2 separate regions of the Homo sapiens genome follow, and region 1 is linked to region 2. Evidence: chromatin contacts called from ENCODE Hi-C or POLR2A ChIA-PET data. All regions are on one chromosome and are shown on one strand. Each heading gives the region's core, a stretch centred on a gene start or an enhancer-like site at or near the end of the contact. The rest is flanking DNA. Distances are from core to core; before and after follow the strand shown.

Region 1 (4,496 bases), core at 1,936-4,435, 120 kb after region 2:
AGTAAATTTGATGGAAGATAGGCAAAACTTATACACATAAAACATTGCTCAGACATCTAAACCAGGATGGATCTCTTGGTACCTCCACTGAAATTGAAGACTTACCCTGATTTGATGATTACACATTGTATACACGGATCAAAACATCACATGTACCCCCAAAATATGTATAACTAAGATATATCAGTGAAAAATACAAAAAAAAAAAAAAGAAAGAAAAGAAACTGAGGACTTTTATACCACCTATCAAAGATGTCTCAACCTACCAGGTCTTCCTCTCCACTGTATGGAAGACTTAGGCCTTTGCCTGGGCACAGGCCTCCACCAGGCCAGTCATCCAAGGTGTCCAATAAATTAGTCATCTCAGAGCTGGGCCCTGGAGTACCCATACCTGTGACCCCAAGAAACTATCTCTTAAACAAACAAACAAACAGAACCTCTCTGGCTGTTGGGGAGGAAATGTTGGAGGGGCAACTAGGGTAAGTGGAGGAGCCAGCAAAGAGACTTAAGTAAGAAATTATAATGGTCTCAGTAAGAGAAGATGGTGGCCCTGTATGGAGGAAGTGGAAGTGGAGAGAAAGGGGCAGACTTGATATATTTAGAAGATATGAATGTTGTTGGGCACGGTGGCTCACACCTGTAATCCCAGCATTTTGGGAGGCGGAGGTGGGTTGATCACCTGAGGTCAGGAGTTCAAGACCAGCCTGGCCAACATGGTGAAAACCCGTCTCTACTTAAAATACAAAAATTAGCCTGGTGTGGTGGCGGGCCTGTAGTCCCAGCTATTCAGGAGGCTGAGGCAGGAGTATTGCTTGAACCGGGGAGGCAGAGGCTGCAGTGAGGGTGCCACTGTACTCCAGCCTGGGTGACAGAGCAAGACTCCAAATTAAAAAAAAAAAAAAAAAAAAGGAAGGTATGAGTGTCTCAGATCCCAGTGCCTTTGTTTCTCCACCTGCTCAGGCCTAGGTGCTGCTTTGTTTTTAGGAATGCCACCAAGATCACTTACCTAGAAGGTGCAAAGGCTCCTGGAGGACCCCTGACCTAGGTGTGGGCAGGGGGTAAGATGAAAGTCAAAGGCCATGGTGCCCCAGTCTCAGGTGGGGGAATCCCTTTGGGCCACGCCCCACTTTGGCCCTCAGCACTGCTCTGCAGGGTAAGGGCCAGGGCAGGGTTGAAGGTCCCCCTGGCCGATGGAGGGGTCCAGGCAGAATGGGGCTCATTCAGAAGCTGGCCAGTCCTCCCTCACCTTGGTCTCTGCCTCTGGGCAACCACTCACCCTGCTGTTGGTGGCAGGACGGTGGGGGTGGGGGGCGGGGTGCTGCTGGCAGTTTGGGCCCCTGTTTTCTTCTCAGGAGCGCTGTGACCTCACTGTCCCTCATGTCACTGGTGCATGTGAGTTAGGAAGGGTCTGTCCCCTAGGCTGGAACCATTTCTGCGGCAAGGAGTAAAGGTCCCAGCAGCCTGTGACCCTGGGACTGTGACCTCAGTTCAGCTCAGGCTGGAGCTAAAGCAGAGGGTTTGAGCCAGAGCTTCAGACACTGGATTCTAGCTCCGCTCTGCCACTCACATGCTGTGTGGCCTTGGGAAAGATACACCGTCATTCTGTGCAGCAGGTTTCTGCCCATACCATTGAGATAACAATCACAGGTACTTCATACAGGGTAGTCGTGAAGGTGAAAACAGAATGCTTGCTCTTTCCAGGGCGACCCTACCAATGAGAAAACAGGCTGCAGTGGGGAGTGACCGCCCCAAGGACACACAACTGCTGCAAGGGTGTCATTGTGTAGGTGTTCCTCACTTGCCTCCTGCTAGTGTGGGAGGCCCAGAGACTCCACGAGACCCCCAGCTGCTCCTGTGAGAGGGCTGAGGGGGGCCAGCTGTGATACCGCCTCCCATCTAGAAGGGGCCTCAAGCCACCCATGTACACCCAGCCCCACGTGGCTCACCAGGGGCCCCTTTGCCATCAAGGGCCACATCCCAGGTTTAAGTGTCAGAGAACTAAGGGGCTTAAGAGAGAATCGAGCTGTGGCTTTGTTTGTGAATTGGTTTGATCCTTTTTTCCTTCTAGAAGGACTCACAGCTACTGTTGCTTGCCATGGGCTTGAGGGGGTGGTGGGGGCTGACTGGCAGAGGGGCTGAGAGTGGATGGTGATTAAAAGGAGCACTGACTCCAGGGTAGCGGCTGGGCAAGGCTTGGGGCTCCCACCTCCCCCAGGTTCAGAGCCGGCTGAGGACCGGGAGTCCTCCCTTCTGGGGTCAGTGCTCACTATGGAGCAACTGCCTTGGATGGGGTCCCAGGACTTGCTCTTTTACTGGGGCTGTGGTTGCAGTGATCAGGGCTTTGGAGCCGGCAGACCAAGCTGGGAAACTCCTGAGGTAGAGAAGCTGTTGAAGGCGGGCCTGGGGTCACAACTCCCAGCTGCTTTTTACAAGCAAGAGACTTCTCTCTGAACCTCAACCTTCCCTCCTGTCTAGTGGGTTCGCAGCCAGACAGTCTTTTACTCACTGCTTACTGGGTGCCCTCTGGAGTCTGGGCAGGTGCCAGGCTCTGAGAAGACAGGCCAGCAATCAGCCCTGGCCTAAGGGATGAAAGCCGGGCCTTCCCGCGCCGGCTCACCTCGGTTTTCTCATCCTTACTCGGCTACCAGAGGCTATGGTTGGGGAGGGAGGGGGCTCTGGGGGCTGCAGAAGGCCCAGGCTGCCGGCACCGGATAGAAGTGAGCACGAAGCTCCCTGCGCCAGTGGAACTTTTATCCCGGCTCCCACCGCGAAGCGTTTAAATTGCTTCCCCAGGGCCAGGAGGCAAGTCTCTCGAAGGACGGCTGCGGCCACCCTCCGCCCCTGAGTTACATGGGTCGCAGCCACTGCCGCCCTCCTTGGCGCCTCCAGCCCGCGGGCCAGGGCCAGGAACCGCGAGCCGCCTGCGCCCCCGCCGGCGCGCCCCTGGGAGGGTGAGCCGGCGCCGGGCCCAGGCCCGGACCTGGTGGGAGGCGGGGGGAGGTGGGGACGAGGCCTGGGGAGGCGGGCCCCGCCCATCTGCAGGTGGCTGTGAACGCTGAGCGGCTCCAGGCGGGGGCCGGGCCCGGGGGCGGGGTCTGTGGCGCGCGTCCCCGCCACGTGTCCCCGGTCACCGGCCCTGCCCCCGGGCCCTGTGCTTATAACCTGGGATGGGCACCCCTGCCAGTCCTGCTCTGCCGCCTGCCACCGCTGCCCGAGCCCGGTAAGGAGCCCTCGGCCCCTCTCGCTGCCCACTCCCTAGCCGAGAGCACCCGCTTCCCGGGCCCAGAGGAGGAGGCGTAGAAGACGCCCGCCCCGGGGCCCGCGGAGGCAGAGGGCGGACCCCGATCGCCACTCGCCGGGGACTGGGACCGAGGCAGGAGGGAAGGGGCTCCCGATGCTCAAACGCCTGGCACCGGATTCCAGGTTTCTGGAGCGTGGGGGACGCGGCGGGGGCGCGAGTCCCCGGGGGCGCGAGTCCCCGGGTCCGAAGAGCGGCTCGGGTTATTTGTTCCCTGCGCAGCCGGGTCCTTTCTGGACTCCTTGTCGGATCCGGCTTCCTCTGTGTCGTGAAGCCCCCACATGGAGACCTGGGGAGTCCGGAGCGTGTGGGGGGGCTCCCGATTCTCTCTCCCTCTCTCGGACTCGCCGTCTGTCTCCACCTCTATTTCTCTGCGTAAAACCAGGAGTCCAGCCCCTCTGGGGCTTGGACGTATCGCTTTCCCCGCAGCCTCAGTTTACCCTGGACAGATGGGCATGGTGGCCCTGGCTCCCTTCCCTGCAGGGGGCGGCAGCCACCTGGCCCTCCCCGGTGGGGCTGGCGGCCTCGCGGCGGGGTTTCCTGCTGGCCTGGGCTGGGCTCTGTGGGAGGGGCAGTGCCAGGAATATTTTCTATTCGGGCTGCTGTTGCCTTTGGCCCCTGGGCGGCTGCGCCCTCCAGGGAGGCAGGGTCATTGTGAAAGAGAGGAAACTCCTCTCCCAGGCGGCCAGGGCTGTTCCTGAGGAGGGCTGGCCTGGCCTCAGTATTCTTCTCTGAGAAGTGGAGAGTCCACTCCCGAGCAGCCGAGTCAGGCTGCAGGTCTCAGGGCAGGAACAGACCTGTTCTCTCCCCAGGGGTAGATCAAGACCTAGGGGACTTGGGCTTTGATCCTCCCGCTCCCAGCAAGCACAAACCCAGTGATGGGGAGAGCTGGTGAGGCCTTGGCTCAGCCTCCAGATTCCCAAGCTTCCTTTTCATTTTCTTTTCTTTCTAAAAATTTATCAGAGATGTGGACTCGTCATGTTGCCCAGGCTGGCCTCGAGCTCCTGGGCTCAAGCGACCCTCCTCCCTCGGGCCTCCTAAACTGCTAGGATTACAGGCTCGAGCCACCCAAAGTGCCTGGCCCCCAAGCTTCAGTCTGTTAGAGCTGGCTGGGGCTGAGGGCTCAGGAAACATTTGCAGATACTGTGCGGCTGCTAAGGGCTCTGTAGACTGTTGGGTGCTGGGCCTGGGTCCAATT
Region 2 (4,625 bases), core at 884-3,383:
CCATATGAACGGGTCACGTAATGCAGATGTGCCTCTGCAAGTCACAGCGAAGGCTGGCGAAGAGGTGACCCTGGACTGCGAGGCCAAGGGCTCCCCACCCCCACTGGTCACCTGGACGAAGGACTCCCGCCCTGTACCGCCCATCACCAACAGGTAACCCCAGTCCCATGGCCTCAAGGGACAGAGCTTAGGGCTGGAGGGAAACCTGCCTCAGGTGACCAGTGACCCAGCGGGTGTCTTGGACCCTGCAGTCTCTCCCATAGGGTGCTGCTCCTGGGCTTCTGCACACAAGGCTGTTGTCCACAGGGCCCCAGAAGCCTGGAAGGGGCCTCTAGAGGGTGCCTGGAAGCCCAGGGTGAGACTCCCCATCTGAAATAACATGCACGGGGCATTGCCTGCAGGATCCCATTTAATCTGCACGGCCACCCTTGATATCTAACAGGACACTGACACTCAGCCAGGGAGTGAGCTGCTCGCCATCACCCAGCTAGGAAAGAGCAAAGCCAGGGCTGGGACCACGTCCCCGCCACGACACACACCACCCCCATGCCTGCTCTGCAGACCAGGTGTCTGGCGGCTGGGCTGTCTGACTCAGCTGCTCCCGGTCCGGGATCCTGGGAGTGGGCGGACAGGGAGGAGGCTGGCTTGGGTGTCCTTCAAAGCCACGCCGTACCCCCCAGGAGGGGATGTGGGGGATGCTAGGGCCCTTGCCCCTGGCTGGGGGGTTCTGTGGCTCAGTCTGGTGACATCAGCCCTGGCAGGGTCTTTGAGATGTTCCAGACTCAGAAGGTCTCGGAGCAGCCTGCCCTGTAACGTGACCCCCGCCCCCACCATGTGTCAGTGCATTTCAGAACATCTGTTTGGTGAGTCCTGCCAATCCTTGCAGCCGGGCACCCCTAGAGGTGGCGGGGACCCAGGGAGCCGGCCCTGGGCATCATCGGTGGGGTCCCCCATGCCCTCTTGGCATTGCTGCAGCTCTATGTTGTAGGGTGGGGGTGTGGCGGGGGGCCGTGGGAGCCCACAGCTCCCCTAGAAAGCCCGGTCCTAGCTCCGCGGCTGGGTGGTGGCCCTCAGCTGGAGGATGTGTGTTGATCTATGGCTTGTTACTGAAACGGGAACCGCATTCCCATTAGTTCACCCCTCCTCGCCGTGGTGCGTTAATAGGTCAGCTGGGAGCTGTAAATTTGCGAAAGCCACTTTTGCAATCCTAGAGTTGTGTTGTGTTCCCTCTCCCTTGCCCTCTTCACTTCGTGCTGGCTTACATTGTTTTATCTCCAGATTTGGGAGATTCTGAGAGTTTATCTAAATAAGGAGGGAAAATGTGCTGGGAGGCGGGGGTGGGGTTAAGTGCTCAGGCCCTGGAGTTCCGCAGACCCGGTGCCGAACTGCCTGCTCCCTTCTTAGTCATGCAACCTCGGGTGGCCACTGGCTCCTCTTGGCCTGTTCCTCCATCTGCAAAGTGGACATTATTTAAATAGCACCCTTTTGGGGTAATGACGGATGTGCAGTGCTTAGGAAGTCAGATGTGCTGAAAACTCGCTCCCTTTCGTATGATTTCCCTGCTGTTGCTGTTCACAAACTGAGACATCCTCTCCAGCTTTTACACATTTATCCTCCTCCTACCACACCTGTTATCTCAATTGTCACCTGCTTTTTAAATATAAAACCTTTATTGAGATGTAATTCACATACTGTATCATTCGCTTATTTAAAGGACACAGTTCAGTGTTTTTAGTATATTCAGACTGTGCAGCCATCACCATGATCAATTTTAGAACATGTTCATCACCCTCCCAAAAAAACTTCATACTCATTGGCAGCCACCAGCCCCCCATTTCTGCTCCAGCCCCACTGCAGCCCCTGACAGCCACTGATCTGCTTTCAGCCTATTCTGGACATTTGATATAAATGAATTACATGGGGCCTTTCGTGTCTGGCTTCTGTCACCTAACTCAATGTCTTCCAGGTTCATCCATGTCGTAGCCAGATGAGTGCCTGCTTCCTTTTAATGGCCAAATAGTGTCCCATCCTGTGGGTGCTCACCTTTTGTGTGTCCACTCATCAGTTGATGTGCACTGGGGCTGTTTCCACATTTTGGTGGCTGTGAATAGCCTCACTTTTTTTTTTTTTTTTTTTTCGGAGATGGAGTTTCACTCTGTTGCCAGGCTGGAGTGCAGTGGTGCAATCTCAGCTCACTGCAACCTCCGCCTCCCTGGTTCAACTGATTCTCCTGCCTTAGGCTCCCGAGTAGCTGGGATTACAGGCACCTGCCATCATGCCCAGCTAATTTCTGTATTTTTAGTAGAGACGGGGTTTCACCATCTTGGTCAGGCTGGTCTTGAACTCCTGGCCTCAGGTGGTCCACCCGCCTCGGTCTCCCAAAGTGCTGGGATTACAGGCGTGAGCCACTGTGCCTGGCCATAGCCTCACTTTTGATTGTACTTGAAGCTTTGTTCGCAGGCTCTGGGTCCTCTGGTTCCCTCCCTGCCCCACACTGGCAGTGTCCACACACAGAACCACACTCAGCCTCTCACAGACACACCACACCCCCTCCGTCCCTCAGTGACTCGACCAGAACACAGAGACTTAAAAAGCCCCTTGGAAAACACACAGTGAGACTTTCTGTCTGTCTGCTTCCTCCTCCCCTCCCCCCCTTCCCTACATCCTCTTCCTCTTCCTCTCCTGTCTCCCTCTTCCCTTTCCCTCCTCCTCCCCTTCCCCTCCCTTCCCCTCTCCCTTGTCTTCCTTGTCCTTCCTTCTCCAAGGATGTCCCCAGGCTCAGCCTCAAAGCTGCCCTTCTGAAAACGGAGCACTTACCTGGCTGATGCGTCTGGTGAGTCGTAGGTGCTCATCTCTTGACAGGGGCCAGCAGCCCTCCACGCCCCTCTCCCCCCTCCCCTGCTCCCTTGCTCCTCTTCCCTGCTGAGCTGCCCCAAGGACAGGGCTCCACGGCAGCCCCTTCTCCTGTCTGTGGGGAATTCTGCGGTGTAGTCAGGGCTGAGAGCCAAGATGTGCTGAGCCTCTGCGGCCCCCTCCATTCCCCTTGTCCAGGGGTGGCCCTCTCCTGCCAGCGCCCTGTAGGTGGTTGGGGTGGATGGCACCATGCCCAGTGCACTGAGGAGGAAACAGAAACACATGGGGTGTGGGGACGTGGAACCTGACCCTGCAGCTCTTGGGGCTGGGTCCCAACATGCACAGACACGCAGACACACATAGACGCACGCACAGGGACACACGTATCAGGTGGGCCACTGCTCTCTGAACTCCTAGGTATCTTCGACCCCCCCAAGTCAGCAAGTGCTCACAGAGGAAGCATCCTAGGAACCTCAGAAGCCGTGAAGTTCTGAGCCGCCCAGCTGCATCCCAGTCCCTTTGGAGCGGCTCTTATCCTTGTAGGGGCTGTTCTAAAATTAAACCTCGTGCATCTTATATTCCGTCCTCATCACGGATTCCTTTTCTCTTTTACCCATTTTCTCGATTCATTCTGGCCCACGTCACTTGCTTTTCCTTTTGAAGGGCAAAATAGACCGGTCATGGTGGCTCATGCCTGTAATCCCAGCACTTTGGGAAGCCAAGGAAGGCGGATCACGAGGTCAGGAGATCAAGATCATCCTGGCCAACATGGTGAAACCCTGTCTCTACTGAAACACACACACACACACACACACACACACACACACACACAAATAGCCGGACGTGGTGGTGCGCGCCTGTAGTCCCAGCTTCTCGGGAGGCTGAGGCAGGGGAATCGCTTGAACCTGGGAGGTGAAGGTTGCAGTGAGCCAAGATCGTGCCATCGCACTCCATCCTTGCAACAGAGCAAGACTCTGTCTTAAAAAAAAAAAAAAAGGACAAAGTAACATTCCAGGGCGCTCGGCTCCCATCATCGCTAAGTCATTGCTCTGTGTGGGGCACGGCCATGTTGCCAGCTCTCGCGGTCATAAATGGGACTGTTGGAGCAGCTTTGCACAATGTTCCTCTTTATCTCCTGGGTCGGTTCCTTGCGGGACGGTCCCAGAAGCCAACGGTGAAGTCCGAGGGTGGGAATGGTCACTGAGTGCTTCTTTCCTGTGGGACTTATTTTTGAAAAAGACATCCAAGTTGCAAATTCAAAATTGAAGTCAGCAGCATTGACTGAGCAGTATCCTATGCCCAGGATTGTGTTGCAGCCTCGGAGACAGAAGACATGGGCTTGGGCTGTGTGTGAGGTCAGGTGGCAGAAGACCTGGGGTCCCATCCCAGCTTCACCCCAGCTCGCCCGGTGACCTCAAACAAGACCCTTCCCCTCTCCCCTCCCTGGGCCTCAGCCTTTCAGTTTGAGAAATGAAAGGGTTGGACAGGCGATGGTGGCCAGAGAGCATCTCGGGGCTCTGGTCCCATGATTCAGCCCAGGGATGCTGGGGCGAGGCAGTGTTTCCAGGCAACAATGTTTGTTTGGGATTCCGATGAGGAGATGGGACGGCTGTGAGCACTCCTGGCTCTGGCTGTGGCTCCCGGAGGCAGCCGGCCAGCATTCCACACAGGGCCAAATCCCTAATCCCAGCGCGGTGTGGGGGCAGTGAGAGGATGGTGCGTTTCTATCTCGTTCTTCCAGGTTTTCTTCCTTTGATACCCCCACCACCCTC

Evidence for each region. A loop is a pair of places that touch in the nucleus more often than their neighbours do. ChIA-PET counts read pairs that join two places held with the same protein, here RNA polymerase II (POLR2A).
Region 1: a loop to region 2 is called in a map of mammary epithelial cell, with 2.7 times the contacts of the local background. The contact joins the promoter of ASS1 here to the enhancer-like site in region 2. A Hi-C loop is called at or near these places in 1 of 168 maps with a recorded cell type or tissue (mammary epithelial cell). POLR2A ChIA-PET finds 5 or more read pairs at or near these places in 4 of 52 experiments (A549, GM10248, MCF 10A and 1 more).

Annotation. Positions count from the first base shown.
Region 1 is chr9:130,441,776-130,446,271 of GRCh38, forward strand. ASS1 (argininosuccinate synthase 1) reads left to right here and starts at 3,186. Exons shown (of 15, transcript NM_054012.4): 1 at 3,186-3,220. RefSeq lists a silencer at 2,989-3,108 and an enhancer at 3,989-4,496.
Region 2 is chr9:130,327,323-130,331,947 of GRCh38, forward strand. It overlaps HMCN2 (hemicentin 2), which reads left to right. Exons shown (of 98, transcript NM_001291815.2): 22 at 1-153. Among named protein-coding and RNA genes, the nearest start is that of HMCN2, 64 kb to the left of the region's middle. Within about 2 kb of position 2,134, at least 8 of the 41 ENCODE cell types and tissues checked have a DNase peak (open chromatin) inside an H3K27ac peak, as active enhancers do.